7 separate regions of the Mus musculus genome follow, and all the other regions are linked to region 7. Evidence: chromatin loops called from intact Hi-C (ENCODE). Cell type or tissue: heart. All regions are shown on one strand. Links, peaks and the distances in the headings refer to the core of each region. The heading gives the core; the rest is flanking DNA. Region 1 holds the start of Gm16863 (predicted gene, 16863). Region 2 holds the start of Gm36224 (a long non-coding RNA gene). Region 3 has its middle 24 kb from the start of Gm36224. Region 4 has its middle 36 kb from the start of Gm16863. Region 5 has its middle 9.8 kb from the start of Vps8. Region 6 has its middle 14 kb from the start of Gm16863. Region 7 holds the start of Ephb3 (Eph receptor B3).

Region 1 (4,330 bases), core at 242-4,241, 90 kb after region 7:
TCCCGGGCCTTCCTGCACATTGCTCTAATCAGTTTTAGCTTTGGATCTAATTCTGCCTCACCTTGGAGCTCAGGCCCTGGACCAGCCGAGGAGGAACAGTGTGATGTCTCTGTGCCACCAGACCCACATGGTAATTGGGGACCGAAAGGTGGGAAGAAGAAAGGAGAAAAAGAACAGAGGGAGGGACAACAAAAACGAGACAAAAAGTGGGACGAAGGTGTGCGTGCAGTGTCCAGTTGTAGGCTGATAAATGTGATAGGGCTCAGGGTGGTGCAGGAGGTTCAGAGGACCCACAGCAGTGGAGGGGGAAAGGACCAATTCCACTCGGGCGGGCACAGCTGCCAGGGATCTGAGTCCCCTGCTGGCCATCTGAGCAGAGGCTCCGCCTAGCCAAGCACCCAGCCCCTGTGACTCCCGGGTGGAGGGACCCACATTCCTGCCCAGCAAAGGCCGCTTTAATCAAGGCTCCAGATCCTTCCTGCAGCCGCCCCGGGGGGGACTGTAACGCTAAACACATTAGTGTGTGAGATTGAAAGGTAACACATTCTCATGGAAGCCCTCCGAACAATGGGCCTCAGGTCTGGGTTTCATTTGGAGGAACTGTGCGGTGGGAATTTCTCTAATCAAATAAAAGAAAATGAAAAAAAAAAACCCTCTATCATTCACAAACTTAAATGCTCTTAATTGCATTAATTTGAAAAACACAAAGTCTTTCTGAGTATGGTGTTGGAGCTCGATAGGAGAGGAAGCTCAGGGCTGGGGTCTGGTGGCAGCAGACGGTGCTAGGCAAGACAGTCAGTGTGGCCAGGACTTGAAGGATAGTCTAGCAGAGATTCAAATGACAGGTTAGCCTCTGTCCCCCCACCACCCCTCCCAGCCCTGGTATTTCCGGGATCTCATGGTCGCTGAAGAGGCCTGACAGCCCCATCAGGCCACTTGGCCTGGACCTGCTGCTGTCACTCACTCCCAAAGAGGGAGGGCAGACTCTCTGCTCTGTCAGCACCTACAGCCTGGGCCCAGCTGCTCATCTTGCAACATGCCCCACTCTGGATGCCTCCAAAACCCCAGGCCTCAGACTGTCCTTCATAGCCATTAGCCCATACTGGACCTCTTTGGACCTAGAACTCTGTCTTCACAGATGATGGAAAGAAACAAGCTATGGGGCTAGAAGCTTGAGGAGTGGGAACACCTGACACTTGAGGAGTGGGAGCACCTGAAGCTGACACTTGAGGGGTAGGAGCACCTGACAGTTGAGGGGTGGGAGCACCTGAAGCTTGAGAAGTGGGAGCACCTAAAGCTTGAGAAGTGGGAGCACCTGAAGCTTGAAGAGTGGGAGCACCTGACACTTGAGGGGTAGGAGCACCTGAAGCTTGAGGGGTGGGAACACTTTAAGCATGAGGCTAAAGGAATGGGAACCTTCCTATTCTGAGTCCAAGGCACTTTCTTCAATTGCATTTCTCACTCGGGGGTTTAAAGGGCTATCCAGTGCCACAGAACTCCCTGAAAGCAGTTATAGAGCCTGTAACAGGCAGTTGTAAGCTGCCTAACCTGGATGCTAGACACTAAACAGAACCTCCGATCCTCTGAAAGAGTGATACAAGCTCTTCTCTCTCTCTCTCTCTCTCTCTCTCTCTCTCTCTCTCTCTCTCTCTCTCTCCTTTCTCTCTTTTTCTAGACAGGGTTTCTCTATGTAGCATTTACTGTTCTGAAACTGGTTATGTAGACCAGGCTGGCCTTGAACTCAGAGCTCTGCCTCCTGGGTGCTTGGGTTAAAGGTGTGTGCCACCATGCCCGGCATGATACAAATAACCGCATAACCATGTCCTGAACCTCCCCATTCTCCTTGTTCTTAGGCTTAGAGCAAACTCATCTTTTACAAATCTTTGAAGCCCTGTGAGTCTCCCATGTGGATAAGAAGCAGGATTATCCCGTGCCCCAGATAACTGAGACCCTGAGACAGAGGTTGACTTATTCAAGGACACACAGTATCAGGATCAGCACTAATATTCCAGAAATGTCTCCACTGTGGCACCTGCTGTGTGCTGAACCCTCTGCCAGGCTCTCTGTACACAAGAGCACCCTGATTTCACCAGAGCCCAAGCTTTTTGGCCACAGGTGGACTCCTTCCCTGCACCACACTGCCTCCCAAAGACAAGGATGGAACGCCAGGCCTTTCTAGAGCTCTTCTCAAATTGTCTCTTTGTGAAGAATGCTGTCAGCCGTCAGCCAACACCACTTACTCAGAACTCTGGGCGTGGACTAATGAGGGACACGATCCTTGCCCAGACAGACTGGAGGCTTTTCAGGCAGCCAGAGATGCAGCACTCCAGAGGGAGTGGGGGAGGGGCCCCCACTGATTCTTGACGGAGCCATGTGACCCTGACTAAGATCTCTCTCTCTTGACCTCAGTTTCTTCACATGTCTAGAAGGGACTGGAGGCATAGGGCTTGCTAAGGACTTCCTAGCCTAGGACCATATGACTCCCCGAGAGGCACAGGCTAGCCGTGCTTGGACAACTCTCTGGCAAAGGTGACTTGCTAACCCTTACCTTCCAGCTTGGCTGTCCGCCAGAGCTCAGTGTATAAAGCTCAGGAGAGGAACTCACTCAGGACAAGGGGAGCCCGGGGGGGGGGGGGGGAGGTGACGGTTTACAAAAGCACGTTGTGTTTAGGTTTGCAGACCTAACAGAGAATTGGGAGTGGGCACATGCTTGTCCCAAGCAGGCAGATGTTGCTTTGAAGAACTTCTAGGGGTAGAGTCTTGGGGAAAGGGGATCTCATGAGCCCATTGCTGCTGCGACCTGATTTGATGTGCTCAGGAAAACATTGCTGCCGCCCCCCCCCCCCCGCCTCCTTCCCCCCAACTCACATCTTTCCAACTCTTTCTGCCACTCACAGAGTTGTAACTGAGGTCATGTGATGGGAAGCGCTCAGAGAAGCTGTTGTCTCCTACACCACCCGCCTCACCTTCACCAAGAATGCAAAGGACAGAACAGGGGGTTGAACCCCAGTACCTCCGAAACTCAGGGAGGGAGACCTCAAACAAAGAGGGTTATAAACTGAACACCCGGTGTGCCTCAGTTTAAGCAAACCCAGTATATCCAAATCTAAAAATAGCTCCTTCTATTGGAATGCTTTCCCATATGAATTCATTCCCATATGAGAGAAAGACTCACTAGCTCTTTTCTTCAAGAAGCCAACTCCATTAGTGCATTAAAATACGACTCAAGTTGCCAAATGTGATTTCATATGCAATCCCTCTCCCCGCCCCCAACATACTTCTCACTCTTGATCCCTAAGGAATACTCCGCCTTGAATAAAGAGAGGTTCGCCTGGGGGTGGGGGGGACTGCTAACCAACATGGCAAACACATGTCCTGGATTTTCTGAGACTGGCTCACTTTCTAATATTAGGTTTCCATTGTCCCATGAGAACTCTTGGAACGATCAGGCCTTGGGGACTGGCCATACAAATGGTCACTATAGAGAGGACAGTGTCCTGTCTGACCCCCCTTTCCAGCATTGCAGGGCTTAGGGGCAAGGCAGGTTGGAGAGCCCTGTGGCGGTAGAGAGGGTAAAGAGAGTTCTAGGATTGGGAAGCTTCGTGGGGTGGGGGGTGTTGGACGCAGGGTGAGTCAGCTGAGGAAGGCAGCCCCCCTGGGTTCCTGGGATCCATTAGAAGCATGCCATGTGAAGCAGACAGGCTCCCTGCACCGTGCTCCTCCGGGAAGTGAGTGGGCGGCGCCCTGGAAGGTGGCCAGGGAAGAGCAGCTCCATGATTAAAGGGTTGGAGACTGGGACTTCTGAAGCGAGACCAGGATGGCTAGTTATTTATGCATTCATCTCTTGGTTCTTACCTCTACACACTCCACCCCACCACCCAGCAACCCAGACCCACAGCCCAGCCCTGGACCCCACATGGGGTCTTGGGACAGTGGGAGGAAAGGCAAGGACACTACTCACCCTAGGTGTGCCAGCAGGAGCTTCAACACTTGGGCATCATAAAGCTTTATCCCAGAAGCCTCCCAGGATACAAGTTACCAGCCCTGCCATCCAGATAAGGACACTGAATTGAAATTCTTTGCTCACACGCGGCCAAGTGGAATGAGAACTGGGTTGTCTGATTCTACCACACCACATCCAAAGCAGATGATGAAGGAAGGCTGGAGCCAGAATATGAGGATGGAGAAATCTGACAGAGTGCCACTTGGTCTTTTTCCCTGGGGCTGTTTATGTGGAAGTGCTAGTTGCCAAAGCAGTGCTAATAATGGGGCTGGGGCTGTGTATTGAGCATTTATGTATATAGCAGATAACACACACACAGACATATTC
Region 2 (4,330 bases), core at 240-4,239, 190 kb after region 7:
GTATCCTAAATCTTCACGCACTGGGCTGGATTTGCATATGTTAATATGGAAAACTGTAACTATGTAATGAGAAGCAGTGGGCCGTGTGGGTGAGTGGAATTCCTTGCAGTACTTTTTTTTCAGATGGCTTAATTTACTCTCTTTGTTGTATTTCGACAGATCCAGGTGTTTGGACGGAGCTGGTCTTGGTCCCCACTCCCCTCTCCTCAGATCTCTGAAACCGTGGCTCTCACCAGACTGAGCCTTGTCCAGGAGGTGACCAGGTTCCCCTCTCCCATCACGCGCCTACCTGAAACACCACCAGGAAGATGGCATGGGGGAGGCTACCCCAGACCAGAAAGCCCAGTCCCAGAGATCGGGAGGGGATGTGCCTGAGGGGGTGGGGAGGAGAGGGCAAAATTCCAGAGACAAGAATCCTCTATGGAGACAGCCCGCTGGGCTTTCAGCCTTCCATCTGGGTTCCACTAAAAACACATTTTGCGTGTTTCTGTTGTTCTTAAGTCTGGGTTTATTTCAAGAGGGGGAAATTATGAAGAAACATCTCTCCCCTCATTTTAACAGCAGCCTGTGCTTGGTAGGTTGTCATGTGGCTTGCCCCTCCTGGAGGTGAAAAAGAGGGGGTTGGCACGAATCCCAAGAGGTTCTAGGAGTGAGAGGTTCCAACGCTGCTTGCTGACAGAGTCCCAGGCCAGCGGATCTGACCCATGCTCTTTGCCTACCCACTGATGGCAACATAGATGGCCAGACAGGATCCTTGGTGGGCTGAGAACTAGGGAACGAAGACTGAGGTCAAGGAGAGACAGTGGAGCCGGCCCCACCTGGTGAACATCCACACAGAGAGAGCTGAGTAGCCGCCTTCCCACACCATTGCGAACCTTCTTTGAGCAGCATGTGTAAGTGTCAGGCCAAATGAGGCTGCATTTTGTCATGTAAAAAGCCAGGGGCTGGCAGAGGCCCCTCTTATGGATTCAAGCTCCAATCTAGGCTGAGAAGCCACAACATGACCTGGAGGCCTTGAACTTGAGTTAGTCTGTACCCCAGAGACAAGAAGAGGTCACAGGAGACTGGAAAAGTGGTCAGCAGAGGACTGCAGGATTAGTATTCGAAGCAACAATTACAAAATAGGTTGAGGAGCCTTGCTGCAGAGGGCAGCTTAGGATAAGATGGCTGCTAAAAGGAAAAGCAAGGGGGGTGTCGTAGTTTCTGGGTAAGGAATCTAAAAATAATTCCTTGCCTTTGGCTTGGTGGTATATGCAGTGACGTTAACAGAGTATCAGTATCAGAGCCTGAGAAGCCATTAGCCATCTAGTGCAAAGTCCACATCACTCTCCCAGACCCTTTTCCTGTGTTATGTGTACAGGATTTTGTCTGCATGTATGTTTGTACACCACATACATGCAGTGCCCGTGAAGGCCAGAAGAGGGCGCTGGATCCCCTGGAACCGGAGTTAACAGACAGCTTTGAGCCACTATATGGGTGCTAGCAATCAAAGCTGGGTTCTCTGGAAAAGCAGCCAACACTCTTAGCCGCTGAGTCAACTCTCAAAGCCCTCACTTTATAGTGAGGAAACTGAGGCTCAAAGAAAGGACACTGTTTGCCCAACACACAAAGCAAGTCAGCGGGTAGGCTAGTTCCACATCGGAGCTCCTTTTATTTGGTGCTGGTCCACTTTGTGACAGTGTGTGAACGGCCAGATCCGCATGAAGGGTATTCGAGAATTCCAGTAGATATGCCGCTCATAGACTCATATGTATGCACTACGTGTTCACTGGCCTTCAGATCCTGCCAGCAAAGACACTCAGTTCTCCCCAGTGGTTTGGTCCTCTCGACTGTTGGGCGGGCACACAGGCTGTATACAGGCAGAAAGCAGAGCTCAGTACATCATTGTAGATGGGCCTGTCTTTGTACAGAGTTAGTGCCAGACACAAAGAGAGAACTCAGACCCTAGGTTCTGGCCTTTATTAACCAGAGTAATTTTTGCAGAGCCCTCTCTGCCTCTGAGAAGAGGGGCTCTGCAATGACTCAAGTGGTCCTGCTTAGAAGAGCGTGACTGCCCCCTGGTGGCCACACATCTGATATCTCCAACAGTAGCTCCACCCCCTCCATCCAGTGCCTTGGTCCAGCCATTCATCAAGTAAGTATTGGGGCCCCCTGCTGTGTACCCGGGAGGTAGAGAGTGAAGAAGACCTTTTGCTAAGGGGGTGAACACCCTATGCTCTATAAAGGTCAGCAGGGCACTGTAGAATATTAATATGCAAAGCAACAAGTTGCTACAGTACAGGTTAGCCCAGGCTTAAAAAAAAAAAAGGTATAAGGTTGCATTCCAGCTTCTAGATAAGGTATCTAAAAATAACCCCTTGAATTGGGCATGGTGGAGTCTATCTTATAGTTCCAGCTACCCAGGAGGCTGAGGTGGGAGGAATCAATCAACCACAGAAATATAATAAGACCTCATTTTTAAAAATCCTTAATTGGTATGGGTTGGTGTGCTTTGTGCACAATCAACCAATAATCAACAGTCCTTTGTCTAAGATCTGTGTTTACAAAATACTGTATTTATACCTCCTGGTTTACCCTTCTTGTAGTCCCATATGGTGTCTATAATTGTCCATGCCTTAAAGAGCAATAGACTGGTCAGAAAACCCAAACGACGCCCTCCAGGTTGCAATTGGCAATAGGCTCCTGTCTAACCTGCAGATTCCAGTTGGTCCAGATGGCCTTCTGGGAGGCAGGCACACTAGGCTAGGGTTGTAGGTGGGAGTCAGTCACATCTGCCACAAAATAGTTGGTGAATTGGGGAACTGGACCATAATGCAGCTCTCTCTCATCTTCCAGGGAACAGGGTTCCGTTCTGAAGTTGTACTCGATGCCTGGCGATGCCTGGTGAGCCTGACACAGGCAGATGCCCATTGAGGATGACTGGCTTGGTAGCTATGACACCACAGCCTTGAGTGACAGGCACAGCACGGAGTGCTGAGTTTGTTCCTGGCCACCACCAGGTACGTGAGCAGATGGGAGGTTAGAGTGCAGGGATAGCACTGAAAGACCTGAGCAAAGGAAGAGTTCTGGGGTCTCATCCTCCATATTATCTCCACTGTCAAGCACAAGTTAAAAAGGAATGAAAATCCCAGTGCAGCCTGGCAGTGCATGCCTTTAGGGAGGCAGAGGCAAGTGGATCTCTGAGTTCAAGGCCAGCCCAGTCTGCAGAGTATACTAGGGCTATACAAAGAAACCCTGTCTGGGGAAAGAAGAAGGGGAGAGGGGAGAGAGAGGGAGAGGGAGGGAGGTAGGGAGGGAGAGAGGGGTGGTGACTGGTCAGTCTAGTGCAGTTATTTAGAAACAGGCAAATGAAAAGGGCTCATAGCAGAGTAACAGAGCCTAAATTTGGTAGCATCCTGGAAATCACCCACCATGCCAGGCTCACAGACACGTGGGCCCATTAGGTTTCTTTCTATCTTTCTATCCCAGAACTGGTTTCAATGGAGTCCTGCAGATTCTGTCTCCAGATCACCCCAGGAAAATCCCACTGTTGGGTGCTTAGAAATCCAGCTTTGTTTTCCAGACTGTTTCTCTCTCTCTCTCTCTCTCTCTCTCTCTCTCTCTCTCTCTCTCTCTCTCCCCCCCCCCCTTCCCATCCTCCTGTGGATGACAGGGTAGCCTCAGTGTGCTGGTCACTCATACAACCAGCGTCTCATAGTCAGTCCCCTGCAGGGTCTCTTGGAGTGAAGCTGGGCCCCACAGACACCTTTGAGGGTGGGGCTTGACTGCTAATGGATAGCTGTGTATGGTGGCTTGGTGGGAGGTCATTCAGTTTAGAGGGGGTGCTAAAACTTTACTGTCTTTTTTTTCCCACCCTTCCCAGGGTTTTAGACATAAATATTCTCTAGTAAATTGACAATAGAAATCCCAGGCAGGGGTATTCCAAGGACAGACTTCATGCAAGATGTCCTTTACAGCAAAGGCGTGAGCAAGAAGAAGCAAGGCAGCTAGAGTCACTGACCTGCACGGCGCACTGCTGATGGCCACTTGTCCATACGACCTATTTCATCTTCACTGCAGAGAGCTCTCTGTGAGGTGACAAAGTCAACCCAAGGTCACCACACCAGGAAGCAACAGTGCTCACACAAGAGCCTTCTAATGCCAGCACGGCTTGTCACAAGGGCATCTTTGGGCTTTGCTGACTCTGGACATGACGTGAAGTATCCCATGAAAGAGTGAAATATTCAGGAGGCCAAACATCCTGAAGAGAAGGAGCAGGCATTCTGATGTAGGCAGATTGTGGCCACAGTGGGGCCTGGTTTCTGCCCATCCTAGGACACGCTGGCTGCCT
Region 3 (4,330 bases), core at 260-4,259, 160 kb after region 7:
AGAAAAAGAAGCCACTGGGGGTGCGAGGTGTGGGTGTTCAGAGGGAGAGCCCTGCCATGCTGTCTGGGGCCAGGGCTGCTGGGAGTTTGAAACGTTTTTTCATCTTGGGCACCTTCCCTGTGCTCACTTCTCAGAGGTCACAGACTCCTGAGAATCAAAAGAGCCAGGCTGAGGCTGGGGATCACTGAGGCTCACAGCTAGTGGCCTGGGTTTATCCCATGGGGCTAGTGTGAATCAGTTCCAGTGGGGCCGCTGCAGAACACAGAATGTAGCTTTATCTAAGAGCCATCCAAACTCAGCTCCCTGTGTGCACGTGCATTCATCTCCCTCTTCTTGCAGCTGCACCCAGCCATTCTCTCTGCAAGAGTGCCCAGGTGACAAGTTCTGATGCTGGGGTACCCCACCCAGGTCCTGGAAGAGATTCAGCCACAGGAACTGAGGTGATTTGGAAGCCCTGAGAGGGGACCATTCTTAGATTTCTAGTATAGTTGTGGAAAAGGCTGAGAGCAGACACCACACCAGGTAAAGATGAGGTAGAGGACAAAAGTGGGAACCCCCTGGAACCAGGGAGCTATAGGCACTATCGGTCAAACATCAGCCCCCCCCCCCCCCCGAGATGTTCTGGGCTCTGCCTGTGGCAGTGGTCCCAGCCTTAGGACTCCCTAGCTTCACAACCTAGTCCTGAAGCTGTGGACCACAGAATACCTTTTCCTGTCACCACCGAGACCTGCCTTTCCTCCTACAAAAGCCCTGTGGTCATAGTCGGAGACATTCTTACCATCTGCTGGACTTCAGAGTGCTGGTGGGAAGATCTGAACTCAGGCAAACAGGAGGCCAATGTTAAGACACTTACCTGGGGCCAATGAGGTGGCTTCAGCAGAGCAGGGTGATTGTCCTTGAGCTCCGTCTGCAGAAGCTACATGAAGGTAAAGGAGCAAGCCTGACTGGTGACGTTCTCTTCTGACTTCCACCCTCCTCCTAACAACAACAACAACAACAGTAGATACAATTTAAGAGCACTGTGCAGAGCTAACACTCTTGTCTACTTAGTTAAGTTAAGCTTGACTGCCATTACAGACACTGTCTCCATCACTGGCCTATTGATGTGAAGAAAGACCATGACCAAGGCAACTCTTATAAAAGAAAACATTTCATTTGGGGCTGGTTTACAGTTCCCGAGGTTTAGTCCCTCATCATCATGGTAGGCATCATGGCACCGGAGCAGTGGCTGGGAGCTACTTCCTGGTATAGGGCATACATCCATATGCCCAATTTTAATTATTAGTTTATATTCTGTTTGTGCATTTATTTGTTCAATACAGAGTCTCATGTAGTCTGGGATCCAGCCCACTAGGTAGCTGAGAATGGCCTTGAACACCTCCTGATCTCTAGCCTCTATCTCCCAAGTGTGGGCTTGACGATGCGAGCCGCGGCTCCCAGGTTGTAACTCCTTTTCTTCACAAATTATTATTTGACATCGTCTTATCCATTCAAGTGTGGGCCTGTGGACTTTCTTGAGATAGGATCATATTTTGTTGTTATGGCTGACATGAAACTTGCTACATAGGCCAAGCTAGTCTCAACCTAGTGGCAAAGCTCCTGCCTTGTCCTCTTGGATGCTGAGATCACAGAAGGCTACCAACCACCTCACCCAGCCTTCACGTTAGTTTGCAGAGTTGAATTATTTATCTTACAATTTCCCAAATCTCACTAATTTTCACTAAATCAGCGTGAATGCAAATCCTCAGTTGTGGAGAAAAATACAAGGTGAGTGGATCTCTGAGGTTTCCAAGGGCCTGTTTCTGCACTGGGCCTCTGGGCTACAATGGGGTGAAGGCAGCCATTGCCTTCTCTGTGCCGTCTCAGGAAGCAGAGGCAGAAGGGAAGAAAGCTCTTGGCCCCAGCCCTGCCAGAATCACTCAAATGGATGAGTCTTGTCTTCCTGAAAGTGAAGGCCCCAACACAGAAGAGAACTATCCAGCTGCCTTCTTGGGTGGGGATTTCATAGCCCTCCGAAAGCCTCTGGCACCTTCTCTTCTTGCCTTGGCTCTGTTTCCTTCTTTGCTGAGGGTCCTATTTGTCAGAGCAGAAGGGAATTGCATCAGGCAGTTTTGAATCAGACAAAACAAAAATAAGTGGCAGCTTTCTTGGGGAAAAGTAATGCCGAGTTTTGATTTGCTTTGTTTTGCCACTCCTGACTTATTAGGCAGAGCCCAGTAAGTTAGGGGAGGCTGGCCAGAATTTCAAAACACAGAAGAGGGAATAGCACTTTGAACATCCGTGGGACAGGGATGGGCAGGGAAGCCGTGCGCTGGCCAGGCTGGGTACTCCCCCTGCAGGTGGGAGAGCTGGAAGACCAGCAAGCTAAGTCTGCAGGGTGAGGGAGCATGCAGGAACGGTGATGGAGGCGGAACAAGAACATACGCCAAGCAGTGTAAAGAATAATAACCAGGGACAGGTAATGACAAACACAACGGAGTGCTGTCTGTAACCTCTGCTGACTGAGACCCTCCAGATCCAGCAGGAACTGAAGCACAGCCCTTGACTTTGTAGTGCCTGAGCAGGGTTCTCAGCCTGTGGGTCACAACCTCCAGGGTTACATATCAGATATTTACATTATCATTCATAGTGGTAACAAACTTACAGTTACGAAGTAGCAACAAAAGTAATTTTGTGGGTAGGGGGTCAGCACAATATGAGGAACTGTTTTACAGGGTAGCTGCATCAGGAAGGTTGGGAATTGCTGAGCTAGGGTAGTAACTGCTAGGCAGTTACATAGGATCTGTTATCTCTCCATTCTGCAGCTGATGAGACTGGGGCACAGCTTGGTTGACTCTCCCACACTCTTTGAGCTCAGATTGGACTTAGGGGCCCCTACTCCTGATTGAGCTAATGTAAAACTGTACCTCCCTCCCTTTGACGAGAAGCGGGATCTGGCCTGGACGTTGAGAGCCATGACCACAGAGGGGAATCTGGAGTGCAGCGGTGTTCCAGAGGACTGTCACCATCACCCTCATCATGGGGCACCCTCCCAAAGTCGAGGGGTTCTGTCCCCTACTCTTTACATTCTGAGTTCCATCCGCACTAGGCTGTCCTAGCTGTCACAACTGGTTAGACCACCACACTCCCTGAGCCTCAGTCTAGCTACCAGTAAAAGTGTGGATGGAATCTGACGGCTAAAGGTTTGGAAAGGGGCAGGGATTGGGAGAGCCCTTGCCTAGCATGACGTGCCCTGGTTTAGAGGATCGGTGTGTGCTGGTGCATATGAATAGTCCTAGCACTAGGGAGATAGAGGAAGGAATTAAAAAATGAAGAACAGCCGGGCGTGGTGGCACACGCCTTTAATCCCAGCACTCGAGAGGCAGAGGCAGGTGGATTTCTGAGTTCGAGGCCAGCCTGGTCTACAGAGTGAGTTCCAGGACAGCCAGGGCTATACAGAGCAACCCTGTCTCGTCTCGAAAAACCAAAAAAAAAAAAAAAAGAAGAAGGAGAAGAAGAAGAAGAAGAAGAAGAAGAAGAAGAAGAAGAAGAAGAAGAAGAAGAAGGTCATTCTTGGCTATAAAGTGAGCTTGAAGTCAGCCTGTGTTACTTGTTCTACACCACAGGGCTACACAGAGAAACCCTGTCTTGAAAAACCAAAAAAAAAAAAAAAAAAAAAAAAAAAAAAAAAAAAAAAAAAAAGGGGATTGGGTTACCTGACCCCTGCATTTTCTTTTTTGTTCTAGAATCAGGTGACTACTGGGAAAATCTATTTTTATTATGGTTTACCGTGTCTACCAAATACATCTTCCAGATACAAGGTGTGGCAAATACTGAGAAAGGCAAACAACATCTCAAGGAGCATTCTCACAGACTTCAAGTAGGGCTGACTACATGAGACTGTGGTGTGTATGTGTGTGTGAGCCAGATTCCTGGATTCGTGCAAGAAATGCACTGGGATTGGTCCCTGGCTAGGGAAGAGTCTTTAGGGGCCAGGAGAAGGAGGAGGAAGAAGAAGAAGAAGAAGAGGGGGAGGAGAAGGAAGAGAGGGAGAAGAGGAGGAGAAGGAGGACGTACTTCTACTACTAGTAATAGGAATAGGAATAGTAGTAGGAATAGTAGCAGTAGTACTAGTAGCACCAGCAGCAGCAGTAGTTTGAGTGTCTAAGGCCATCAGAAGTGGGAGGCAGTGAGCCTTACCTCTCACTGGAGTCCCAGACTCAAAGCCAGGAGAGCAGGCCCAGCTCAGGGGTTGCAGGAGACTTTGGATTGGTCTAACCTGAGCAAGGTAATGGTGACTGTGAGTTGGTCTAGCCTGAACAAGGCAAGAGTGGTGTGTGTCTAAGCAAGG
Region 4 (4,330 bases), core at 204-4,203, 130 kb after region 7:
AGTGATTGAGTCAAAATCAGGTAATCCGATCCTTGATGCTCACACTTCTGACCACTGCCTGAGAGAAGGCATTGCTCTTAAAGGCAAAAGTATTATTCCCATTTTAATTAACTTGCTACCCATAAGGTCATCTTCATATGAATTACAGACTACCCAAGAGCCATTTTTAATCATTACTAAACTGCCTATTAATTGAAAGATTTTGTTCTGATTTCTTTGATCTGAATCATTGAATCCCTGAGCTCCTGTCCTAAAATATGTTCCTTGACAACCTTACCATACTCAAAAAATACAATTTGAGCATAAAAGTAGCAGATAAGTCGTTGATAAATAGAAAACAGCCTTTCTATTATGGCCGCCCTAAGGACACAGCTTCCTAATGCCCATCTCTAGTGCATTCCGCTCCTTCTAGGTCCCCTGCTGGTAATTTCCCAGAGTGAAGGGAGGTGGTCTGCACTGCAGAGGCCATGAACTACTGAGAATATGTGGGTGTCTACATATCTCCACTAAGTAGGAAAGCAGCAGATTGAACCACGGGACACAAGCCCTGGGCTTCCTGCCAGGGATGGATCTTGAAGTAGAGCTTCTTGGTGGGAAGATGTGTTTCCTCTATTTATTTATTTCAGGCACTATTTCGCTTCTGAAGGCGATGATAGAAGAGAGATCCTTATAGGGGTCATGAGAAGGAAGGTAGTGAGAGCCAAACTGAGCACGGCCACAATCACTGAGCACTCTAACACACACCTATAGAGTTCCCAAAGAAGATTATGTGACTGAAAATGATCGGTGTTCTTTAGTATCACTCCCAACTCCTCCGTCTCTTTTTATTCCTTCCCCTGAGCTCCCCCAAAGTCTGAGGGGATTAAAGGAAACCTTAAGCGAGCCTCATTCAACCACCTCAGCTAGATCACATATCCCTTTGTGACATTTCATTCATTGTACCGTAATTTCCGGTTTATTTACTATTCCCACCAAACATAGGATGTATTCTATTCCCAAATAATGACTTTAACTGTGCAACACAAAATTTAAGGTGCTCAACAACTTTATTAAGTGTACCAGGATATAATACTCATTTACTACATTTTAACTTTTTTTAGATCACTATAATAAAAGTAAATAGAAGTACATACTTTTTTTTGGTAATAAAACAAAAAATGTCAGAGGCTCGGCATCAAATAAGCTTACACACACACACACACACACACACACACACACACACACACACTGATCAATATGCTGTGTCCTTTCATGCCAACCAAGGACCAGAATTACAATGCTGCACAATGCATTCAGAATCTCAGAATAAAATACAAAGTTTTACGACTTGATTTACAAAAATCAGCAAAACTTGGGAGTGGGTGAGTGGGTGGAGAAGCGGGTGAGGGACTTTTGGGATAGCATTGGAAATGTAAATGAAATAAATACCTAATTTAAAAAATCAGCAAAACTACAACAAAATTCTATAGGAAAATTATAGCAATAAATATAAATTAGCAATTTAATATATTAAAAGTAACAAAAGCTAACAATTGATAAGCTCTAAAAACTAAAGCTTCACCATTTTCTCAGAAATGACATTACTTACAACTCAAAGACAGTGGATACCAAGCCCACTAGGCCCTCGTTGGCCATCTTTCCCCCCACCCTCACCAGCCATGGAGGGTGGCCATAACATGGGCCACCTCGGCTCTGGCTCCTAGGGCTCTGGCCAATAAGTAGTTCATTCTTCTGAAACCTGGACACGAGCCCCACTTCTTCCACCTCGGTGATTTTCCAGGTTGCTTCGGGAAGTACAAGAGAATTCATATTCCGATGGTTTGGTGTGAGGCACCTGTCTGTAACTAAGGCATCGCTGCTGAACAGAACCTTCCATAATTAGCCTTTTTGGGTAACCAAAGAAGATATTTTGATGGAAGCACCCTACAAGCAATTCAGCATCTCCCAGAACTGTGCTATTACCTTTCATGTAGATAAGACCCATGATCATCACTAAGAGTCCTAATCTGGGGCCATCTCTTCCCAGATCCTCCTCCAACCCCTCAAGAGGTTTTAACCTGTTGGTCAGGATGTAAGTGTGGTGCTTGCGATGGAGCTGTTTCAGCTGGGAAGCAAAAACGTACAGCGATGTTCTGCGGCCCTTGAGCTGATCTTCCGGTGCAGACCCTTCAAGTCTCCGATAACATATTTCACCGTCTTGGAGCGTGCGATTAGGCCCTTCTTCCTGCCCTTCACCAGCAGAAACTGCACTGAACAGGCGGCAGTCCTATCAGATGGCTTAGGGAAGCCGCCAGGACCTGGGCTCGCCCTCGGCAGGAGGCGGCAGGACTGTCCCACTCTCAGGGTTCTGCCCCATGCCTTCGGGCAGGCGGTGCCCGGCATGCCACCCCTGAGACTGCGCGAACAGGCCCGGGAAGACGGCGGCGGGAGCATCATGAGGTCGCGGCGAGTCCCACACCCGCCCACGATCGCGCAGCCGCAGTCTGGGCTCGCCACTTCCGGCTTGCTCGGCCAAGATGGCAGCGGCAGTGCCGCTCGCAGCCCTTCCGCTTCCTCCTAGACTGGCGGCGTGCAATGGCTCCTGCAGGTGCAGGCGCCGCGGGGAGTGTGTGCGTGTGCCTGGGGGAAACGCTGCAAGCAGCCATTCCGGGTGGGGAAGCTCCTCTGTTCAAGAAATAGCACAGAACCGAGTCCGGGCATATTCTTTTAGTAAGTGATTATGCCTGCACATAGACAAGGCTGGAATGGTGAGTTAGAAGAGAAGGGCCCCAACAGGAGACTAGGGAAAATAAAAATTTTCTGGACAATGAAGAAAAGACTGCAGTCTTTGTCTGCGGCCTCGGGGGCATGTGGAGAGGGTGCTTATTACAGTGCGGAACAGGTTCTTGGAGTCAGTGTGAAATGCTATTCAGCGGTTAATTGCAAGGTGAGGACAGCACATTGTGCAGTGATAAGAGATGCACTGAGGGAGCACATACCACGCTCGCATCGCGCACGAGCCGGTGGTGGCTGGCTGGAGGGAAGGAAACATTTCCCTCCAATCAGAATTACTCTCATACCACCTTTTAACCCCTTCTGCCTCGCGCTTCGTATCCCTCCTCCCCACTCTGAAGTTCCCTCTCCTACCAATATCCCCATCTTTTAAAATCGTCTTCACTCTTCAGGGCTAAGCTTAAAGGTCACCTTTCAAAAGTCTTCCCTTGGAGGTCATGCACAGAATTTAAATACTGTTATTTCTGAATCATCACAGCTACTATGCTTATTTAACATTCAAGTGCTCGATATTTACTGTTATTTCTGAATCACCACCACAGCAATTATGTTTATTTAACATCCATGTGCTAGGCTTTATTGTAAAGGCATTTTTCTCCTATATTTGACTCTCACGTACATTTTACAAATGGTTGGCCTTTTCCTATGGCGTTTGCTATTTTCCAACTACATAATCGTGGACAAGTTAACAAAAGCTTTTGCCCTTTAGTGACATTAGTGATAAAAATGGGTATAACAGTAGGAGCAGCATTGTGGAGATTACGTAATTCACGTGAACACTTACCGTTGTGCTTGGCACACACTGACTATCTAGCACTTTAGCTATTAATCACTGATACAGCGCCCTGCTGGGTAAATGTCCCCATTTTAAAAGTGAGGTAACACACAGAAGAGTTAAATAACTTGTCAAACGTTGCACAGCTGAGATTTGAACTTGCATACCACAAGTTTAGAGACCACACTCTTTACTAAATTGATAGATGCATTGACATATATTTTGCTTTATATTATGATTATTTTCAGGTTTGTCCTCTTTAGTCTCCCTAAGGAAACACCCTAAAGGAGGGGTGACTTTAGTTTTGAAGTCTCTCAGGGCTCACAGTCCACATCTAATGAATGATGGAAGGCTCCCCCTGCCCCTTAGGAAATAGCAGTTACTCATTTAAAGTAGACAGCAGCCAGTCTTTTCTAGACTTAAATATGAAATATTTCTTCTAAAATTTTTCAGAAATGAAGTCCTCCGTGGTGCCTTATGTATAATCCCAACATATGAGGCAGGAGAATTAAGGATTTAAATCTAGCCTGGGCTACTTAGTGTGACCCTGCTTCGAAAATTATCTTTGAAAAATATTTAGTCGTTAATATCATATGACTTAGGAACACTGAGGTGTGTAAATGAGGCAGGAGGATGTTTATTATAGTCTAGCTTGAGGCAATTGTTAGTTAGCATTGTGCCAAACGTTTTATGTACAATATAATTTAGTCCTCCCAAATCCCTATTAGCAAAAGTATTATTATCCTCATTTTACAAATGGGAAGACAGTCACAGAGAGGTTAA
Region 5 (4,330 bases), core at 63-4,062, 210 kb after region 7:
AATGAACTCTGATAGTTTCTGGCATGTTCTTCTCAACTCATTTCCATCCTTCAGAGCTAATTTTAAAGCATTGTATCCATCTGTTTTGCCATTTTGTACCAACAGAAAAAAATTTCTGCCTTCTCATGTGCACTGTATACTCCATCTCTCTAAAGTCACACATTAAGTGTCCATATGTCCATCGCCTCTGCCATCTTGAAGGGAAGGCACACTACCATAATGTCTTTGAATCTCGATCCCTTTCCACCAGCAGTTGAAGTTTCTGTCCACGATGAGCTTTGTATGCTATAGTGATTCCATGGTAGCCATTTTTGTCTGTGTGTTTGCCAATTTGCACATAGATGGAAGGACAGTTTCAGTGTGAAGTAATGTATGCTGTGTGTGTATTTGTAGCATAATAGGGATAGAAAAGGCCTTTTGATCACATTGGTCTCCAGCCCTCGTAATTCTGCAAAGTAGCTCATTGGCTTCCACTTTCAGATGAGGAACACAACACTCTTCTATCTTAAACAGCCTACCAGCAACCCAGAGCCAGCAAACTGCAGCAATGAACTCAAGCATTGATCTCTGGTCTAAAAGTCAGTCAGTCTGTCTGTCAGTCCATCAGTCAGTCTGCCAGTCTGTCAGTCAGTCCGTCAGTCAGTCTGCCAGTCTGTCTGTCTGTCAGTCCGTCAGTCATTCTGTCTGTCTGTCAGTCTGTTTGTGGCTTTGGTACAGCTACTTTCTGTTTTCTTTTTTTTAAATCTTGTGTCCTTGTTAGTTAATCTGAGTGCTTAGCAGATTCCCTCAAATGAGCTACTTCCCCTGCTGTGGAGGAATAGGGAAGTGTGGCTGACTTTCTCTTTCCAAACCCTGTCCCAGAAGCTGAGGTCCCCAGCTTGCTCTGTGGACCCCTGTCTGTCACTTACTGGGCATTGCCTCTCAGCTGGGTATCAGCATGGTTATGCTGTAAAAATTTCAGCTCTGAAGACAGTTCAAATCCTGCCTCTTCCACTTACTAGCTACAAGTGGGGTAAGTAGTATGTCTATGATAGTATGTAAATATTTGTATATATAACATATATATTTATATGTTATCATATACATACATACGTATGTGTATATGTATATATAATATGACCTGAGGTAATGGTGAGAATTAAATGAATAAAGTACTTAGAATAAATAAAACTGCGTAGGAGTGTGTAGTTCTTCATAAGTGCTTCATGTGTTAATGTACTACAACCACATAACTAATCTCATTTACTCTCTGTACCAATCCCATGAGGAAAAATATTTAAGCCGACTTTGCAGCCTATATTACTGATATAATTGAGGTCCTCCTTGACTGTAAAGCTTAAAACAATTATTCTATACATTAGAGAGACAGATGCTATTTGTGGATATTTCTCAGAGTCTTAAAAGTTGGTAACTCTGTGAAGAAGATGGTAGACTTAGTTGGGCTCCAGTGTCAGTCCAGAGAGAATGTGAGTTTCTTCACAGTGTATGGGTAAGAGTCGACAGCCTGGGTTTCAGGGGAGCCAGGGCTCAGCCTGCAGTGCTGTGTGGATTCCTGACGTCCCACCCCACCCTGGCTGGTGTCATTCTCCTCTTTTTTGGTTGAGGTGTGGCACCAGTCATCTCCAAGTGCCTTTCTAGGACCCCTTGTAAAGTCTCCTCGAAGAGCCATGTGTTACTTACTGAATGCCAGCACCATCTGGTGGACATGGGCCATAACCCAAGGCTCTTGCTCCCCACTGCCACCTAGTGGTCATTAAGGCCGTGACGTTTGCTTAGTGTATACATTTTTCTGAAAATCCTTAAACAGGTCACACACGCCATCCCTCTCAGCAACCCGTCTCAGTAAGCAGAGCAAACTAACATGTGGTTAGTTTTCAGAGCAGTTAGGTGAATGGCATGGAGTGACACAGCAAGCTCACTGGCTGTCACAGCCGGGCTTCAAAGCCTCTGAGGTATGAAGCTATGTTTGGAATGACCCTAAATGCTTCCTTTCTTCTTTCTTTTACAGGAGTTTGTGTGTGGTGTGTGTGTATGTGGAAGCCCAAGATTGTTGTCGGGTGTCTGAGGCAGGGTCTGAGTTTAGCTAGCCACTTTGCCCTAAAGATCTCCGGAATCTGCCCCCTGAGGGATTACACTCCCACCCAGCTTCCACATGGGTGCCAAAGATCCAAACTCAGGCAAGTGTTTTATCCATCAAGCCATTCCTAGGCCCTTGGCAGATATTTCTCCAGGGGAGGCCCTACCGTATTCAAGATGTATCTCAGAAGTCATTTCATTTACTCTGAACATACTAACGAGGTTATTTATGAAACACAGAGTGTGGCAGATGTAGGACTTGAACCCAGACTAGATTCCCTCCAACCGGTTTTCTTTTCCTTGGCGCCTGGGGAATTCCTAGCACACAGAAATTTCCTACTCTCCAGAAGGCTGTCGTTCTCCATGATCAAATCTCTCTCCCTCCCCCTCTCTCTGCATGTGTGTGTGCATATGTGTAATGTTCATGCTTATGTGGGTGCATATGCATGTGTGTGCATGTATGAAAGCCAGGACAAGCCTGCATATCATTCCTCAGAAGCAATGTCTACCTTATTTTTGAGTCAGGGTCTCTCTTGAGCCTTGAACTCACCAAATAGGATAGTGGCTAGCCAAGGACCCTGAAGCTGGAACTGTAAGCACACATCACCATGTGTGCAGCTATTTTAAAAACTGGGTTCTGGGATTGAATTTAGGTCCGTCTGCTTTAAAGACAAGCACTTTCCTGACTGAGCCATCTCCTTGACCCAAGCTTTCCCTTTTAGATGGGCTATTGGCATTTAGAATACTTGCTACATTTCCTAGCCTACCTTGAAGCTAACTGTGGGCTAGTAATCAAGCAGGCTTGGCACGTGTAATTTTAGGAAGTTTTAGAAAGGAGGAGGCAGACCTCCTTCTTTGATAACAGCATCTGAAATGGCTTCTAGAAGGCTGGCTAGAAGGCTCAGTGGGTAGGGGAGCTTGTTTGTGCACTGACAGCCTGAGTTATACCCTCCACTCCCTACCCCATGAGAAGACAGGAGACCAACTCTCTGAGATTCACAGTACGTGTGCACCTGCACCCACACAGACTCACACAAATATATACTAAATAAATAAACACAAAATAATTAAAGCAACTGCAGCGACTACTTCCTAAACATCCATCATGTTATCTCCTCCCCTTGAGTGTGCTGAGGGAGCAAATGCAGCATAAAAGAAAGGGGACGCCGGGCGTGGTGGTGCACGCCTTTAATCCCAGCACTCGGGAGGCAGAGGCAGGCGGATTTCTGAGTTCGAAGCCAGCCTGGTCTACAGAGTGAGTTCCAGGACAGCCAGGGCTATACAGAGAAACCCTGTCTCGAACTCCCCCCACCCCCCCAAAAAAAGAAAGGGGAATCACTTCCAACCGAGACCAGTTTTCGAAAGGTTTCAGCTTGTATCACTCACATTCTTGCTGGTTCCTTCTGCTTGCCTGTACAAAGCTACCATGCAGTGAGCTGCTTTATGGAGATGCTCAGACCACAAGGATCTGAGTGCACCTTTGGCACAGGGTGAGCTGAGGATCAGAGGCCCTCAGTCCAACTGACTGCAGCGAGCAGGATCTTGCTAGAAACTATCCAGTTTCTTGAAAGCAGATCCTTCCCAACTTGAGCAGCTGGGCTGATTCCTCGAATGTTGACTTAGGAGAAAGCCTGAGTCAGAGAACCCAGTTAAATTGTGCCTCAATTCCTATCCAGAGGAGCTAGGGAACTGTGGTACCCACACACGGGAACATTGCTATCATTTTGAATGTTTTTCCTCAGCTGACTAGAATTTTTCATATTTTGTGTGTGTGTGTGTCTGTAAGAAGTAACATGTCCTTTTTGCAAGCAAAGCAGTCTCCATGCAGAATGGTAAGGCAGGTCTGGTTTACCGATGATACTCACATTGTTGTTGTTCACCTTTTCCCTGGGACTTTGGTTGTTTAATTCCCAACCCTCTATTATCCTTGCCCTTGGTCAGCCCAGAGCCAAGCCCCAGGTCCCCTTTTCAGCCTTTTTCTGTCACCAAGTTCTGGCAGCAGTCCCAAGACACCAGGCTGAGTTCAAATAAGTCTGCCTTTTTCCTTGTAGGGGTGTAGGCAGGATGAGATGTGCTCATTCTGAAAATATTAGATGGGGGAGTTCTTGAAATGCTTGGGTAACCTTGGTTTCAGCTAAGTGGCCTGGGGCTGCTGCCCTACTCTGCGCTGAGTGGAAGAGGGGCAAGGGATGTGCCAGCATCAATGGGAAAATGAAAAGCCCAAAGTCAGCTTGATACCGAGAACACGGCAGTA
Region 6 (4,330 bases), core at 108-4,107, 110 kb after region 7:
CTGGTGCCGATTACCACGTTTCGGGGCATTAGGCAGTGCAACAATAAAATCTGGGTCACTGCAGCACAAAGTCCCCTTTATTTTGACAAGTGTAGTTTTTACTCTGAAGTGTTATCATAAATAATTAAATTAAGCCAGTAAATGGCTTGTAGTGCGCTTTGCTGAAGTAACAAAGTCTTTGTAACCCCAGACACGAAACCACTCCTTTGGGGGATTCTTTGCTTAGAAACATTTGGGGGATTTTTCAGCACTCAAGACTATTTGGACTAGTTAAGGCAGGGAGGTGGAGCCAGAGGTTCACTCTGTTCAGTCCTGAGAATGCTCCCCTTTCCACTGGGGTTTCCCCCACCACCACCCGCTGTGCCCCGCCCCATATTTGACCTGCAACAGTTGAACTATCAAGCATCGTCTCTGGCTTGGGTGAATGGGGCACCAGGGCACCCATAAGTAGGCACTGCTGGTCTTTGGTAGGGGCTCTCAAGACTGCCAGGCAACCACACTTGTCTGCTACAGTCACCATTTCATAGGCAAGGAAACTGAGTGCAGGAGAAGTGAAGTGACCTATTAATGACCTATTATTGCTTGTTGGCTGATGGATGGGCAAGAGTATCCGACAGGGAGTGGAGAAGACTGTGGAGCTCTGGCTGTCTTGGAGCTCACTATGTAACTGAAGTTGACCTCAAACTCACAGAGATCTACCTGTCTTTGCCTCTGCATCCCAAGTGTTGGGATTAAAAACTGTGTGCCTCTATGCCCAGCATTGTGCAAATTCTTAATAGAAGATCCTGAAGGATAGCCATCAGCGTCCTCATCCAGATCTCGGTCATGGTACCTGGGCAGGTCTTAAATGAAACCAGTGAGAAATGTTAAGTGTACTGGAGGGATGGGGACTGGACAGGACAGGACAGGACTGGCAGCTGATTTTAAAGAAGCCTCCTAGGTCTGAAGGGCTCCTCCAGGACAACTCAACTCCTAGACAGTTCACCCAGTTATCACTCCATAATCCTATCAGGATCCTGGGTGAGAGGTCAATCTCTATAAAGCAGATGCTGATCAAAATGAAGTGACAGATAAGACCCCATCTTCAACCATTCCTGGCTCCAGGGGACCCAGCTGTTTTTCCTATCACCTTTAGTGGAAGGGAAAGCATGGTTTTCTGACTTCACAGGACTCTGAGCTATATCAACCATAGAAATGGAATCTGGAACAGAAACCACCCACAGGACAAGTGAAGCCATACCACTGATCACCAAGGGGAGGCTGCCACTGCTCCAGCCTAAGGCAGCATTTAACGGAGGGCTGGTGGATCAAGTGTTCTTGGGTCAGGCGAAATTTTGCCTGGGACTGTGAGTCCTCCTTTGAGAAGGCCAGCACTGTGTGGCATCTTCCGATCCCCCCACCCTATGACATTCAGAAAGAATGAAAAGAGTGTGGCAAACCAGAGAGTGAACTCAGCTGACTCAGAAACCTCCACAGATCTGTGGGGTTCTAGGTCACCTCTTTGCTCTGGGAACAAGAAAGAGGTGGCACGGGAGAGAAGCACTATCAATCAGGCTGAATGGACAATTGTTCTTCCAAACTGTCTACTAGACTGGGCCCTAATTTCTCTCTGAACTCTAAGCCTGCACCCTGGGTTACCCTACTATGCTCAAACTTCATCTTAAGTCTCTCTCCTTAAGGCAGATCAGTATCCAGCACATTTCTGTGCCCAGTTCCACACACAGAAGGAGTTCAATAACGCCTAAACAGAAAACGGCTCTAAGATTAGGCCAGATGTCCTTGTCAGGGCGGCTGCACTTGACCTAGAGGAGGAACCTGTCAGAGGTGGGGGTAGAGTGCGGGGTCGAGGAGGTCAGGAGGTCAGGAGATCAGAGCTACACACTTAGATAGCTTTTCAAGCTTGCCACATAGTCTTCTCTGTGTCGCAGCCGGATCCCATCTCCTCAACACCGGCAGGTCTGTAACTATTACATTTCCTCCCTGACAAGCACTGTGGGGATGTGTGTGGCCAGGTTGGGAGGAGGGGACTTTAAACTAGCGGCCCGTAGTCCCAGTCAGAGCCCAGACTCTCCTCCTTCCCTCTTTAGGCAGAGGCAGCTCGCTGGACCGTGTGACAAGGAGCCAGCCGAATTCATTTAGCAAAAGCGGATTTGGTGCTCTGCCCTGCAAGCACTCCCCGAGACGAGCAGATAGCGCCTGGGCACCCCTCCCGTCCCCTCCCTCTTGGGCCTTTCACCCCCTAATCCACTGAGTGGGGAGCGGTCACGTGGGCCGCCAGCTCTCGACAGGAAGCTGTCGGCACCGCTGGCTCCCAGGGCCAGCTCCTTCACCGCCGGGAAGGCAGGCTGCCTTCCCCCAGCCCCACTCCTTGAAACCCAACCCCTCTTTCCAGCTGCAGCTCCAAAGAGCCTGGGGCCCGGCCCTCCCCGGGGACCCTGCAGCCTGCAGATCTCACGGTCAGGGAATTTTCCCTGTGCGGTGTTCCAGGCGGGCAGAGCCGTCAGAACAAAGGGCAGAGAGAGCACGCAGGCTGTCTTCCCCTTTTTCCTTCGCTTCCACCCTACCCTCATCAAGGGAAAGGAGTCAGTGGACAACATTTGCGCCCCACCCCCCACCCCGCCCTGATCTGGAGCCAGGGAACGCTTGGAGAACAAAACCCATCCTTCCTGGGGAAAGAGGACCCAGGAGCAACTCGGTCCAGATCAGTCTGGAGCAGCCTTCCTTTCTCATCCCTTCTCCCGCAAGGGGACAACTGATCTGCTCTGTCCCTGACATCCCAAAGTCCACCCTTGGCTGGAGATCGGGGTCACAGTCAGGGATTTCAGAGACAGGCTTCAGAGCTGATACCTGTAACCAGGGGAAAGGCTATTATAAAAGGACAATCAGGGGTTTCGGTGTTGCTCCTCAAGAATTCAGCCGATCCGTTGTTGCTGGGTTAACACTATAATAGTACAACAGAGTAAGGTGCCCCTGCACCAAGCATAACCTCAAACCCTGGACTCATTTTTTAATGGCAGCCTGGCTGGTCCAGCTCTAGGGATGCCCTGAGCCCTTTGACTCTGAAAGTGCCTTACAAATGACCTCTCTGAGCCTTAGCTTTCTCACCTGAAATGAGAGAGAGAGAGAGAGAGAGAGAGAGAGAGACAGAGACAGAGACAGAGACAGAGACAGAGACAGACAGAGAGAGAGAGATTATTTGTTGTGTCTACTTCCATTCATTCAGCAAACAATGAGCACCTACTATGTGCTCAGTTATATATTCAGTTCCTTGTTTGAACACAGTGGGACTCACCCCTCCAAGGGCCACATCAGTTCATAGGTAGTTTGGGAATAGAAATGTTTAAAGATAGGGACCAGCTGTAATGACCTCATTAACTTTCTGGGAAGAGGACTGCTCAAGCAAACTTTTTAAAGTTCTTGAAAACAGTGAAGTGAGCCAGACCTGCCTCTGTGATCCTGCCTGAACTATTTATTTGCTTAGCAAACTGTTTCTTCATAGATAGAGGGAAAGGAAAGGCTTCAGACCAGCTAGAGGCAAAGTCAGAAGTGAGTGGGGTCTGAATTAATTAGGGGTTTCTGTAGCTTAATGTATAAACCTGGGCTCAGGAAATTTGGCCTTTAAAGCAGGTGCCCTTTCAAATGAGTGGGTTTCATGTAACTATTTTAACATCAGCTTCATTACCCTTTATGGGCCGAGGGAGTGGTGGGGGAGCAGACGAAGGACCTGGTGTGACTGCTGCAGAGAGAGGAGCCAGAAGAACCCATAAAACAGCCTCAGGGTCCCCCAGCTTTCTTTCAACCAGAACTGGGATAATCTGTCTGCCTCTCTGGTGAGGGAAATTCACACTGTAGACCCTACTTATGTGACCTGTAGTCTCAGGTGAGGCAGGAGGCCAACCCTCCCAGTCCTTCCTGACAGGGGTTTTTCTTCTTGGGTCTCCAGTATTCTGAGATGTTTTGGTCTAGCTTGTGGGCAGCCTCCAAACTGTTCAGCCAGGAGTGCCCCCTCACATGCTACAGGGCGTTCTCAAGAAGCTGTGGTTACTTGCAGCTGCCACTGGTCTAACCTGAAACCTTTCAGTCCCTATGCATGGGTCCTTCCCAGCTCTTCTTATGGTCTATCCAGCCATGTACCAACTCAGCTACCCTATGAGTTCAATATGATAGCCACCTAGGCACTTAGAACGACTCTCAATTGAGATACGATGTGTAAAATACATAACAGATTTTGATGATCTGGTATTCTAAAAAGTAACGTAAGCTAGCTTGTTGATTTTTATGTTGTCTGCAATGGTAACACTTAGGGTCTAAAGCAGAAGGATCATGTGTT
Region 7 (4,270 bases), core at 271-4,270:
GCAAGGCTTTAATTGGGATGTGTTACCCCCAGGCCACCTGCTAAAAATCACAATGGTCAACATCAACCAGATCTCCAGGGCTATAGGGCAAGCAGTCCCTGCTCTCCATCTTGGGATCTCCAGTCCCACAACTGAGAACTGGATATGACGGTTTCTAAGATACCTCCGGTGGACTAGAGCTTTCTGTAAGCTTTTAGAACTCAATAGGTCAGAGCCTCTGAATAAGGCAACCCCCACCCCAGCTTCATGCATCCACACCCACCTCAGCCTTGCCCAGAGAGACAAAGCTCTTTCAAAGCAATACCCTTAGGCTCTGGACCCATGACCTTACCCCACCCTGCTTTGGTTTGTCTGAACTGGAGTCTTAAGGGTGCTTCCTGATCAGAGGGACAAGTCAGTCTGTCTATCGTGTTTCTGAGCCCATCTCTAACTCAACTCTCCTTCTTTGGCCCAGAAACCATGGGGGGAGGTACGGAAGGCTCTGAGGGACCATGGAGTGATGGTCACCCCTTAGGCCCATGAGAGGATGCATGGTGGTCACGACTTTAGAATTCAGTACACATCAGAACCACCTACTTGTTAGAATACAGAATCCTGAGCTCCACATTGCAGATACTCTGAATCCTAGCATGTGAGGTGGGAAGGGACAGCTTGAGGTTCTGAACACATGCTAAGGTGCTCCTTAGTTCTTTAATAAAGCAGAGTGTCTGTAACTACACTGTCCTGGGTTCAGCTCCTGTAACTTGGGGCAAGCTGCCAAGCCTTTGTACACGCCAGTTTGTCTATGTATTTTCTTTTACTTTCTTTCTTCAGTTTTGTCTGTAAAATGAGGCTATAATAACACCTACCCTGAATAAGTGTGAGGTATTGTTTCAGGGTGTTTATTACACCTTGTAAATGTTCTAAAAGTGAACCGGCAGAAGTCCATCACAGTAACCTAGAGGCTCTCTTTGATGTTTCCGACCCCGGCACCTCTCTCATTCACCTAGGCACAAATACACTTCAAACTTAACTTGTTGGCTCTTCCTTCTAGTCATGGTCTAAGCCACCACCCTCCCTTCCACTACATGGCCCCTTCACTAGCCCCCAGGATTCCACCACTGTCTCTGCCTGTCATCCTCCCAGGACAGACATGCCAATCTGATAATGTAATGTCCCCCTGTTTCAAGAGAAAGGCTACATTGTGAGTCCAAAATCGTATCCTCCGGGCCCCTCCTCATCTACTTCTCCTCAGCCGGTTCACCCTCTCTCCGCTCTAACTCTGCACTCAAGCGATTCTGAACTTTATTCTGAACATTTTTTTTCTTCGATTCTAGGTCTTAACACAAAAGTGTATGTTCTCTGCCCGGAGCACTGCCTCCCATCCTCAATACACTATTACTCATCCATCTTGTATACTGTCACTTAGATCCCGTTTCCTTAGACCTAACATTGTGCTTCGAAAAGGTAGGTTCTTTCCCGGCAGGAATGCTTGTTAGCCCCGCTGTGAGTTTTAAACCCACCTCCACCAGTTAACACATGGCTCCGGGATAATAAACGCTTCTCTGCTCTAGCCACTTTGAAACATTGTGGGTGCCCAAAAAATATTTTCTAATAAATTATCACAATCGAATAGACGAATAAATAAACCCTTGAGCGTCCCTTGAAGCGGGCTCTGCCGGGGTGGGTAATTCCCACGCCCCACATTCCTTTCCCTACTCGCTAAGGCCTGTCCTGGGTCTGGATGTGCTTGGAAGAAAAAAAGCCTCTTGACAGAATCCCATGGGTCTGCTAACCACAGGGGGGCGCCCCCAGCTCGTTCTATCTGGTTATCACCGTCTAGGACTGGAGCTGGTTACTAATCGCCAATAGGAGAGAGGGGCGGGGTTACCCGATTGACTGACAGTGTGGCTCCGCCCAGTCTAATTCATCTTTTCAATGGCTCCTCCTGCTGCAAGCCCCAGGACGCCGAGGGTGGGCTCGGTGGAAGAGCGGCCAACTGAACTCCAGCAGAGTGCTCTCGCAGCAGAACCAGCTGGCTGGGCGGTCTGTGAGTGGGCGGCCGGCCTCTGGGGGCGTGGCCTGAGTGTTGACGGGCAGGCAGGTAGCCCTGCCCCTCTCGCCCAGAGCGGCCGCTCCACCGCGAGGACCAGCAGAAGTGAGTACGTGAGCGGCGCAGCCAGATACCGGCTCCTACCCCGGACGGCGAGCGCACAAGGATCCCGGGATCTGAGCTCGGCCTCAGTGGACTGTGCCCCGAGAACCTGCGACCACCTGCGCCCTCCGCTTCCCGAGTCATTGGGCATCAAGCCACCCAGCGCCCCGGATCCTCCTGGACCGGTCCGTCCAGATTCCCGCGGGAACGACCTGCCGGCATCTACCCGGAGTCCCGGGTTGGGCGACACCTCGGTTACAGAGCAGCCCGTCTGCTTTGCTCCCCCTCCCTGACGGGATCTCTTGGACTGTGCGCGAGCCTTCTTCCTCGGGCGTCCCCAGCCCCGCCGGCGCGGCCCGGCTCGGCCCCCCAACCGAGCGCCCCGGGCTATGGCCGGAGCCCGCCCGCCGCCGGGGCTTCTGCCGCTGCTCGCTCCGCTGCTGCTGCCGCTGCTGCTTCCCGCCGGCTGCTGGGCGCTGGAAGGTGAGCGGCGTCGGGGTCCCGCGCGCTACCGGGGAGCCCCGCAGTGTGGGGCCGTGGGCTGAGCACACGTCCAAGGAGACTCTAGGCTCGAGCCGGCTCCGCAGCCCTCTTTGGGGAAACTGCTAGCATCAGGACTCAGCACCGACTCCCGAAAGCAGCAGTTCGGCCGTGGGTTGTTTTTTGTTTTTCGGGTTTTTTTTTTTTTCTTCTTTCCATTTGGAAGGGATAGCCTACAGTCAAAGCAGAGGAACGAGACCCTCGGGGGTTCGCACCTCTGGAAGGCGAGGAAATGTGGGCGACTCAGCATCAAGGCGGGGGGGCTGCGGGACTGGGCGCTTGGGCGGGTGAAGCGAAGCTCCTCGGGTTGGGGGCTGCACTGGTTGGGAACCCGTTGTAGTTAACAGTAAGCGTGATTGTGTGCACCCCGCTTTGTCAGGGGATGGCTGCGGGGGTGGAGAGGCAGGGGGGCCTGTCATTGTTTATGGTTTTTCAAGTGCCAGCAACACAAGAGGTGTGTGTGTGTCTGTTGTAAACCTTCTCGGACCCACCCCACCCCCACCTCCAGCAGGACCTTTGGAGGGCTTAGGTTTCCATTGAACCCTCACCAACAGGGATTTACCCGGGGAGCACCTGAGCCGAGTGGCTACTAGTCATCAGCGGCGGGAAAAGGTCAGCCTTGTCTGTGGGCTCAGTGAAACCTACTAAGACTGCTACTGGGAAGAAATTGAACTTGGACAAACAAACAGCCCGAGTGTGGCTGGCCCAGACAAGAGAGCTCACACTTACGCCACTTGACATGAACCCACAGGGAACACCGGCACAGGTCACTAACACAGTCTAGAGGCACATACAGTCCCCTGGTGTTACAAAAATTGTAAACCTATTCAGTCAGGGGTGAAACTCAATGTTGAGGGAGGGCAGCAAAGAATTTGAGGGAAAATTGCAATGCAGGCAGTACTTAATTTTTGGTGTATTGGTTAGATGCACTTTTTTAGTTGAGGAACAAAATACGATCCCTATGCAGTTGGTTTCCTTTCCATAAATTCACAGTGTAAACTTAAAGGTTAGGAAGAAAAAACAAAATCTCTGAAACAGTTCAGAGAGGCTTCTGGCCTTTGGAATTTTGGTGCCACTGTGCTGAGGGATTTATTCACATGGGTGGACACATGCAAATTTAGACAGACACACAGAGGTTGCACCCACACTTACACACACTCACCCACTCACCCACATGTGTGTGATAGGATCTCAGGCGTGAGAAACCAGCATAGGGCTTTGTTGTTGATTGCCTGAAGGGTGTGAGCCAGGGAGCCTATTGAGTTCCCAGGTCTGGGACTATCTTAGCGCAGGAGAGGCAACATTGGTGCATGCACTCTGAAACATACACTTAAACTGTGTGTCACCTGTGTGTATCAGGTCCCGTGGCCCCTTTTGTGGGGTGCGGTAGGTAGTGGTAGGTGGTAGAGCCGAGAATGGAGTGGTGGTGGAGGTGTGTGGTTTGGGGGAGATGAGCTAGGGGTACCTGAGGGGGGTCTTCCCTTCCTCCTTTTCATCCTTCACCATCCTCAGACCCTTTGAGGCAGGCTCTAGCTAGTAGTGTCTGGCCAAGGAGCTGATGGTGACTGAGAGGCCCTTGTGATCAACTATGAATGG

What was found. A loop is a pair of places that touch in the nucleus more often than their neighbours do. Peaks named below come from ENCODE experiments on the same cell type or tissue, not always from the same donor. Only the 100,000 strongest peaks of a DNase experiment are listed, where the experiment ranks them.
Region 1: a loop joins it to region 7, with 4 times the contacts of the local background. A loop is called at or near these places in 4 of 42 quality-filtered maps.
Region 2: it touches region 7 in a loop (11-fold over the local background); 38 of 42 quality-filtered maps call a loop at or near these places.
Region 3: a loop joins it to region 7, with 3.0 times the contacts of the local background. A loop is called at or near these places in 2 of 42 quality-filtered maps.
Region 4: a loop joins it to region 7, with 2.8 times the contacts of the local background. A loop is called at or near these places in 8 of 42 quality-filtered maps.
Region 5: it touches region 7 in a loop (8-fold over the local background); 13 of 42 quality-filtered maps call a loop at or near these places.
Region 6: a loop joins it to region 7, with 2.2 times the contacts of the local background. A loop is called at or near these places in 2 of 42 quality-filtered maps.

Annotation. Positions count from the first base shown.
Region 1 is chr16:21,292,810-21,297,139 of GRCm38, forward strand. It overlaps Gm16863 (predicted gene, 16863), which reads right to left and starts at 4,063. Exons shown (of 5, transcript NR_046162.1): 1 at 3,962-4,063. In heart, for the core only: a CTCF peak has its summit at 2,122; DNase peaks (open chromatin) are centred at 962, 2,242 and 3,432; H3K4me3 peaks cover 579 bases; H3K27ac peaks cover 3,719 bases.
Region 2 is chr16:21,390,874-21,395,203 of GRCm38, forward strand. It overlaps Gm36224 (a long non-coding RNA gene), which reads left to right and starts at 677. Exons shown (of 3, transcript XR_001782019.2): 1 at 677-893; 2 at 1,984-2,134; 3 at 2,836-2,993. Gm36150 (a long non-coding RNA gene) reads right to left here. Exons shown (of 3, transcript XR_384725.2): 2 at 4,001-4,240; 3 at 1,629-1,849. In heart, for the core only: CTCF peaks have their summits at 1,399 (motif pointing right) and 2,057 (motif pointing left); a DNase peak (open chromatin) is centred at 2,068; H3K27ac peaks cover 2,371 bases.
Region 3 is chr16:21,365,304-21,369,633 of GRCm38, forward strand. No RefSeq gene overlaps it. Among named protein-coding and RNA genes, the nearest start is that of Gm36224, 24 kb to the right of the region's middle. In heart, for the core only: a CTCF peak has its summit at 2,338; no DNase peak of the experiment used is centred there; H3K27ac peaks cover 1,615 bases.
Region 4 is chr16:21,330,872-21,335,201 of GRCm38, forward strand. It overlaps the pseudogene Magef1. Among named protein-coding and RNA genes, the nearest start is that of Gm16863, 36 kb to the left of the region's middle. In heart, for the core only: a CTCF peak has its summit at 2,561; DNase peaks (open chromatin) are centred at 2,470 and 2,946; H3K4me3 peaks cover 2,717 bases; H3K27ac peaks cover 1,812 bases.
Region 5 is chr16:21,411,106-21,415,435 of GRCm38, forward strand. No RefSeq gene overlaps it. Among named protein-coding and RNA genes, the nearest start is that of Vps8, 9.8 kb to the right of the region's middle. In heart, for the core only: a CTCF peak has its summit at 1,737 (motif pointing left); DNase peaks (open chromatin) are centred at 876 and 1,696.
Region 6 is chr16:21,308,697-21,313,026 of GRCm38, forward strand. No RefSeq gene overlaps it. Among named protein-coding and RNA genes, the nearest start is that of Gm16863, 14 kb to the left of the region's middle. RefSeq lists an enhancer at 1,693-2,999. In heart, for the core only: no CTCF peak of the experiment used is centred there; a DNase peak (open chromatin) is centred at 2,315; H3K4me3 peaks cover 1,421 bases; H3K27ac peaks cover 1,800 bases; H3K27me3 peaks cover 1,231 bases.
Region 7 is chr16:21,202,647-21,206,916 of GRCm38, forward strand. It overlaps Ephb3 (Eph receptor B3), which reads left to right and starts at 2,149. Exons shown (of 16, transcript NM_010143.1): 1 at 2,149-2,617. The coding sequence starts at 2,524. In heart, for the core only: a CTCF peak has its summit at 1,786 (motif pointing right); a DNase peak (open chromatin) is centred at 2,035; H3K4me3 peaks cover 2,444 bases; H3K27ac peaks cover 2,442 bases.